Linked DNA regions of Homo sapiens: region 2 is linked to region 1. A link is a loop called in an ENCODE intact Hi-C map of the cell type or tissue named here. Cell type or tissue: endothelial cell of umbilical vein. All regions are shown on one strand. Region 1 has its middle 140 kb from the start of CDCA7L. Region 2 has its middle 21 kb from the start of DNAH11.

Region 1 (4,000 bases):
AACTTGCTTTTGATTTTACAGGCTCATAGGAGGAAGAAACTTACCTTGTCTCAGATGAGACTTTGAACTTGGACTTTTGGATTAATTATGGAAAGAGCTAAGACTTTGGGGCACTGTTGGAAAGGCATGATTGTGTTTTAAAATGTGAGGACATGTGATTTGGGAGGGGCCAGGGGTGGAATGATATGGTTTGGCTTTGTCCCCACTCAAATCTCATCTTGAATTGTAGTTCCCGTAATCCCCATGTGTTGCAGGAGGGATGCAGAGAGAGGTAATCGAATCATCGGGGTGGTTTTTCCCATGCTGTTCTTGTGATAGTAAGTGAGTTCTCATGAGATCTGGTGGTTTTATGAGGACCATCGCTTATAAGGGTTTTCCCCCTTTGTTCAGCACTTCTCTTTCATGCCACATGTGAAGGATGTGTTTGCTTCCCCATCCACCTTGATTGTAAGCTTCATGAGGCCTCCCCAGCCCTGCAGAACCATGAGACAATTAAAACTCTTTCTTTTATAAATTAGTCAGTCTTGGGTATGTCCTTATAGCAGTGCAGGAACAGACTAATACAGCTAGTGAGTGACCAGGCTGGAATTTGAACCCAGGGCTGTATGATTCCAGAGGCCTGTTACTGGTTTTCAAATTTTGGCACCCAAGGTCACCTGCAGGGCTTATTAAACACAGATTGCTGTTAAAACGCAGATGCTGGGTGGGGCCAGAGCATCTGCCTTTCTAGCAAGTTCCAGGTCCTGCTGCTGGTACAACACCAGACTTTGAAAGCAGCTTTCCAAGCAGCTCTTGGACTTTCATGGCCATAAAAATCACCTGGGAAGTTTTGTTTGTTCATTTGAGCAGATCTTCTGGCCCATTCCAGAAGATTTGGATTTGGTAAATCCAAACAGGGCCCAGGAATCTGCATTGTAAACAAGCAAACCCAGTGATTCTCAGAGGATCAGTGGCCACCCTTTGAGAAAGAATGTATTTCCTGCTTCCCTGAAGACCGATGAGGTCCTCAGCTTTGATGGCACATTGGAACCACCCGGGAAAATTTCAGAAATTTGAAGCTGAACTGATGTCTGGGATTAACCCCGAAAGATTCTAATTTCAGGTAGTGTGGGGAGGGGGTGACCTGAGCCACTGGGTTTAAAGAAAATCTCATCAGGGTGACTCTAACATGTAGACAAATTTGAGAACCACCAGCACTGCTCAAAGTAATAAGCTACCAGAGGCTGGTGACCATATGCAAGATTCCGCAGCACTTAGGTAGCAGAGCCTGGGGGCCCCAGGAGTTCTAGTTCTTCCCCAGCACTCGATCAGAAAGGGTCCCCGTCATGACTAAGACCTTTTTCCAGCCCCAAAACCTGTACATTTTCCCAGACAACTCATCAAAATTAGCATACACTCATTCACTTATTCATTTATTCATGGACAAAATGGCCATGTGGAGGCCGGATGAACTGTGAGGGCACTGGGCCAGGTTGCCTGAATCTGACCCCAGCTTCGGCACTTGCTGGGAATGTGACACCGTGCACGTTCATTATGGGGTGCCTGGCTCTCCTTATTGGAAAACCTTACCTCCTAGGCTTCTTGTGAGGAATAAGTGAGTCACTGAAGATGGAGATCTTATAACATAGTAAGCTCTAAATTAGTGTGTTTTATAATCAATCATCGAAGAAATCTCTATCCAGCAGCTACCATGTGTCAGGCACGGGGTACAACGGAATAAAACACAAGGTCCCTTATCTAATTGAGCTGACAATCAGGAGAAGAAAGTGAAAATATATCATGTGAGGGTAATAAGTTACTGCGTTTCTCTCTCTGAACCCCTCAAATGCCCAGGGGCACGATAAGTGAGGGCAGCTGGACATCCTGTCCTGTGGGGTATCGCGGATGAGGGGTGTCGGTGAGGGAAGTGTGGCGGGTCAGGACGCCCGTTCACCAGTTCGCTGCTTTACTACCCGCCGCCTTCAAGCTGTCGGGTTAAACCTTTCCAAGAAGGCTCCCTTGAGCTCTCTCTCTCTCTTCCTCTTCCCCTTTGCTCCTTCCTTCTCTCCCTCCCGCAACTGCTCCCGGGGATATGTCCCACTGTCGCTAGTGTTTCAGTTTCTCCTGCAGGATTTCCGTATGGGGGTGGGGTGGGCTGGGCTGCAGCGGGGCGGGGCGTAGGAGCACACATCATGGGGCTGCAGCGGTGGCAGGAGCTCCGTCCGCAGGGCCTGTCTGACGGAGAATGGAGCGGATTGAAGGTCGCATCTTTTCTCTTCGAACTCTGAAGGCATCTCCCAGCCGGCACTGGGGGCGCTGGCCCCTTGATTTCCTAAAAGACAACCAGTCCCCCTGCGAGACCTCGCTGGCCATTCCCGCAGCCTCCCCTCTGGCAGCGCACGGTGGTCACGGGCGGGGGGTGGGGGCCGGAGAATGGCCCCAGGCCACTCCCCCCGCCGCGCTGGGTTGCTGTGCAGCGCGGTTCCGCGGGGCCTCGGCAGGTGTCGCTGTGGTCTGGGGAGTGAGCGTCTGCGAGTCCCCGGGAGGCTGGGCGCCGCCTGACGCGGTGTTGGGGGACCGGAGTGCTGAAGAGCAAACCGAGCCTTAGGCAACCGCAGTTCCCAGACAGAGACTGTTCCTGTTGCGGTGGAGGCAGGGGGCCTTTTGGTGAAGCAGGGAGAAACCTGGATTTGACTCTTCCCGGTCCGGTGGGATCCCAGGTGCCGCTGCTCCCTCGACCTACTTGGAGCTGGCAGGTGGATGGTTCTCGAAAGGCAGTGTGATCCCAGGGATGCAGATCCTGCGTCTCCACCCTGGAGTTTCTGATTAGGAACTAGTGGGTCGAGGCCCAGGAATTTGCAGCTTTAGCGCCTCTTCTGTCACAACGGGTGCAGTTCTTGCTTAGAAAAACACTAAATCAGAAAATCAATCAGATTAAGTCAATTTGCTGGAGGTTTTCCCAAACATCTGTGTTCTAGTTCAAAATATGTTTCATCGGGTAATTAGGAAATTACATTCGTAATTTTACCTCTGAGAAGGGCAGAAAGTGGCCATTCTCACTCCTGATCCTATAGCTCACTCCCCCTCATCTCAGCAGCGTCTGCTGTCCACTCATTCAGGCCTCCACTCAAATGTCATTTCCGGATAATCTTTTCTGATCACACTACCCAAGAAAAGCGCTCCCTCTCCACAATTCCCACCATCTTATATTATTGTTATGTATAACACTCATCAATATCTAAAAATGTTGTCACCCATTGTCCTTTTAAGTTCTTCCCTCTAATAAGGACTTTTTGGTCACATTTAGGTTTTCTAAAAAATGAAAATAATCACCTCTAATAACGAAACAATGACCGTGTTGCAATTGAAAGGCAAGTCCTATAGTCAAAATTTCAGTGTTGACTTTAAATTGAGGCACATCTTCCTCGCCTTGATCTTGAGTCTTGGGGGTGGGGTTTAGACAGGGAAGGGGTCCCGGTAGCTTCTCCTCTCCTTCTGTCCTTGGCCCTGTCCTCCTCCTTTCCCTTCTTGCTTTCCCAGGTTTCTGACTTTTCCAGAAGGCAGCCCAGGGTGGGAGCACTGGTGACAAAGCTGGAAAGTTCTGCCCTTCAGTGGTGACCCCACACTAGCACTTGCTGGTTGTGGTTACCTGCAAGAACTCCGATAACAAAAAAGTATTATGGTGCTGCAAAAGTAATTGCTGTTTTGGCCTTTAAAAGTAATGGGCAAATCGCAAATACTTTTGCATCAACGTAATACTAAAGATCTGCCACATGCAGCAAGTGCCAGTGTTGGGTCACGGGAGTACATACTCTTCCCTGTGTAGTCCTTTCACGGGGAGTGTGAACTCTCAGGGGGAAAGGCTTGGGGAACTGAGTCCTTCCTTACCTCCCTCAGCCCCTAGAAATGTAGTCATCCTCCAGCCAAGACCACTCCAGTTACTCCTGGCTATCTTCCCAGACAGGACCCAAGGTGACCCTACAAAAATTCTTCCTCTCCTGTGTTCCCTCCCCACTCTGGT
Region 2 (4,000 bases), 560 kb after region 1:
CATTGAGGCAGCCCACGTATGTAATTAAAGTGTACATTGGTCTAGTGCTTAATAGTTTAAAAACCTTTCCATACGTGATATCTTACTTATTGGAGAAGGATTAAAGGAGGATATCAGTGTGGTTAGGTCAGGTAAATCTCTGTCTTTATTTTATATTTGCTTTGACTATGCACCCGTTGGGTGTGGCACTGCTAATTGTTTGCATTCTTGCTTCTCTCTCTCTCTCTCTATATATATATATATGTGTGTGTGTGTGTATGCATTACCTAATATGCTGGTAATGAATTGTTGCAAGATATAGACCATTACATGTAACTGAAATATTTCCAATTCTTTAAAGATTAATATGCCCTCTTTAAGACCCAAAATTCCACCAGCATCATAAGCTCCTTTCCCAACAACCACCATCACCACTTACCCAGCAATTTCAGGACCCCACAAAGAAGGTATTCCCCTTTGTGACACTCATAGCAAAGGTTTCTTGGGCTGAGAAATGTTTGAGTTAACAAAGCATTCTTTCAGTTCACACCAACGGCTTTTCCCCCCATAACCATACAAGCCCTGTGCGGTGCATGTAAAGTGGAGGATGTAAATACACTAACCCTCTACGAACCTCAGGTTTGTCCTGAAATGGACAAGATCAAGTTCTTAGAGAGAGAAAGGGGTTGATGGAGGCGGAAGGCAGATAATAAACATGACCTAAAACGTCTTTCACTGATTCTATGAAGCACATTTTCCCCCGTATTTTAACATCTTTGAAAGAGAGATGTGTCATTTGTGGTCTGCCAACAGGCAGGTATGTTGTAGGTATTATTGCCCATATATCTCCAGCAAAACTTGTAGAATGTATACCATTAGTGTAGAGAAAATTCCCAAAGATAATAATGGAGGCTCCTTTTAAGAAATGCTGCATCGTTTATGCTTTTAAGGGCACAGAAGGTATTGGTCGAAAATTGTTGACTTACGGTATATTAGTTATCTATTATTGCATAACAAATTACCCCAAAATGTAGCAGTTTAAAACAACAAACATTTATTAGTTTCTGTTGGTCAAGAATCTAGGACCAGCTTAGTTGGGTTTGCCAGTTCAGGGTCTCTCATGAGATGTAGTCCAAATGTTGGCTGGGACTGCAGTCATCTGAATACTTGACTGGGCTGGAGGACCACTTCCAAGCTCACTTAGGTGGTTATTGCCCAGATATCTGAGCAATATTGGGCCTCTTGATAGGATTATGTATGACATAGTGTGTGGCCTCCCTGAAGCAAACAATCTAAGAGAACTAAGAGGGAAGCCACAGTGACTTTTTATGACCTAGTGCCTGAAATCACAGCTGTTACATCCACTTTATGCTATTCATTAGAAGCAAGTCATTAAGTCCATGCCACACCCAAGTGGAGGGGACTTAGGCTCCATCTATTGAAGAGAGGAATATCAAAAAATTTGTGAACATAGTTTTAAAACTACCACTCGTGGGCAAAAACATGATAAGGTTATCACTGGCCAGGCATGGTGGCTCACATCTGTAACCCCAACACTTTGAGAGGCTGAGGCAGGAGGATCACTTGAACCCAGGAGTTTGAGACCAGCCTGGAAAACATGGTGAGACCCTGTCTTTACAAAAAAATTAAAAATTAGCTAGGCATGGTGGTGTGCACCTATAGTCCCAGATACTCAGGAGGCTAGGGTGGGAAGATCGCTTGAGCCCAGGGGGTCAAGGCTGCAGTGAGCCGAGATCATTCCACTGCATTCCACCCTGGGCAACAGAGTGAAACTCTGTCTCAAAAACAAACAAACAAACAAACAAACAAACAAAGTCACTGATGTGAAGAAACTATTTCATTTATATATGTATGTATTTCAAATTGGCACATAATTGTATGTATTGTGTAATGATCAAATCAGGGTAATTGACACATCCATCACCTCAGACATTTACCATTTATTTGTGTAGAGAACATTCAAAATCCTCTCTTCTAGGTATTTTAAAATACACTATAATTTATTGTTAATTATAGCCACGCTGCTGTGCTATAGAATTTATTACTCTTATCTAACTTTAATTTTGTATCAATTAACCAACCTCTCTATCCCTCTGCCAACTCCCTACCCCTCCCCAGCCTCTGGTAACCTCTATTCTATGAGACCAACTTTTTTAGCTTCCACATATGAGTGAGAATGTGCAGTGTTTTTCTGTGCTTAGCTTATTTCACTTACCATAATATCCTCCAGGATCATCCATGTTGCCAAAAATTACAAATCATTTTATTACAGCTAAATAATATTCCATTGTGTATATACACCACATTTTCTTTACCCATTTGTCCATTGATGGGTGCTTTGGTTGATTCCATATCTTAGCTATTGTAAACAGTGCTGCAATAAACATGGGAGTGCAAATATCTCTTCAACATTCTGATTTCCTTTCCTTCGAATATATACTCAGTAGTAGAATTGCTGAATTAAATGCTATTTCTATTTTTAGTTTTCTGAGGAACTTACATACTGTTTTTTATAATGACTGTACTAATTTGCATTCCTACCAACAGTATATAAGAGGCCTTCTTTTTCTGCATCCTTGTCAGCATTTGCTATTTTTTGTTTATTTGATAATAGCCATTTTAACTGGGATGAGATGATATCTCATTGTCATTTTGACTTGCATTTCCCTGATGATTAGTGATGTTGAGTATTTTTTTCATGTATCTGTTGGCCATTTGTATGTCTTCTCTTGAGAAATGTCAATTCAGATTATTTTGCCCATTTTTTAATCAAGTTATTTGCTTTTTTGCTCTTGGTTGAGTTCCTTATACATTTTGGATATGAATCTCTTGCCAGATGGATAGCTTGCAAATATTTTCTCCCATTTTTTAGGTTGTCTCTTCACTCTGTTGTTTTCCTTTGCTGTGCAGAAGCATTTTAATTTAATATAACCCCATTTATTTTTGCTTTTGTTAACTGTGTTTTTGAGGTCTTATCCAAAAAAATCTTTGCCTAGACCAATGGCTTGATGTGTTTCCCCATGTTTTCTTCCAGTGATTTCAGTTTTGGGTCTTACCTTTAATTCTTTAATCCATTTTGAGTTGATTTTTGTATATGGTAAGAGATAGGGGTCTAGTTTTATTCTTCTTCATATGGATAGTTTTCCCAGTACCATTTGTTGAAGAGACTATCCTTTCCCCATTGTATGTTCTTGAACTCCTGGCCTCAAGTGATCTTCCCACCATAGCCTCTCAAAGTGCTGGGATTAGAGGCATGAGCCACCACACCCAGCCTCCGGTTATATGTTCTTGGAGACTTTGTTGAAAATCAGCTGGCTGTGAATACGTGGATTTATTTCTGAGTTCTCTATTCTGTTCCATTGGTCTACCTAGACTGTTTTTAGGCCAGTATAATTCTGTTTTGGGTACTATAGCTTTGTAATATATTTCAAAGTCTGGTAGTGTGATGCCTCCCAGCTTTGTTCTTTTTGTTCAGATTGCTTTGGCTATTCAGGGTCTTTTGTGGTTCCATACAAATCTTAGCATTTTTTTCTATTTCTGTGAAGAATGTTGTTAGTGTTTTGATAGAGGTTACATTGAATCCATAGATTACTTTGGGTAATACATTTCACTTGCATTTCTAACGTAGAAAGAAGAATGATATATGATAAAATATATCAACAAGTCTAACAGCTCTTTTATAAGTTTAAAAAAGCTTTTAAATGATATTAAAGTAATGGATTATAGTGTAATTGGCAGGGTTTTTTTTAGTGGTATATGAAATAATCAATTGTGTCTTATATTCAATAAATACAGTTAACAGATTTTTTTTTGAAAAATCACTGAAAAGACAGTTTAGGAAGTAATCACATTTGTTGACATACAAACCAGCTGTAATCGTCTCCCTTTCTCTGATTTGCCTTCTAAGATGGTTTGAGGCATCATAATCCACTGAAGCTGCATCTTACATACATTTTACAGGAATTTTTGAGTCAGTCTTAAGTATCCTGAAGTGAAATGA

What was found. Peaks named below come from ENCODE experiments on the same cell type or tissue, not always from the same donor. Only the 100,000 strongest peaks of a DNase experiment are listed, where the experiment ranks them.
Region 2: a loop joins it to region 1, with 5 times the contacts of the local background. A loop is called at or near these places in 1 of 110 quality-filtered maps.

What each region holds. Positions count from the first base shown.
Region 1 is chr7:22,081,537-22,085,536 of GRCh38, reverse strand. No RefSeq gene overlaps it. Among named protein-coding and RNA genes, the nearest start is that of CDCA7L, 140 kb to the right of the region's middle. RefSeq lists cis regulatory regions at 1,733, 3,734 and enhancers at 1,661-1,805, 3,662-3,806. In endothelial cell of umbilical vein, a CTCF peak has its summit at 2,473; a DNase peak (open chromatin) is centred at 2,436; H3K4me3 peaks cover 1,214 bases; H3K27ac peaks cover 404 bases; H3K27me3 peaks cover 461 bases.
Region 2 is chr7:21,520,176-21,524,175 of GRCh38, reverse strand. No RefSeq gene overlaps it. Among named protein-coding and RNA genes, the nearest start is that of DNAH11, 21 kb to the left of the region's middle. In endothelial cell of umbilical vein, no CTCF peak of the experiment used is centred here; no DNase peak of the experiment used is centred here.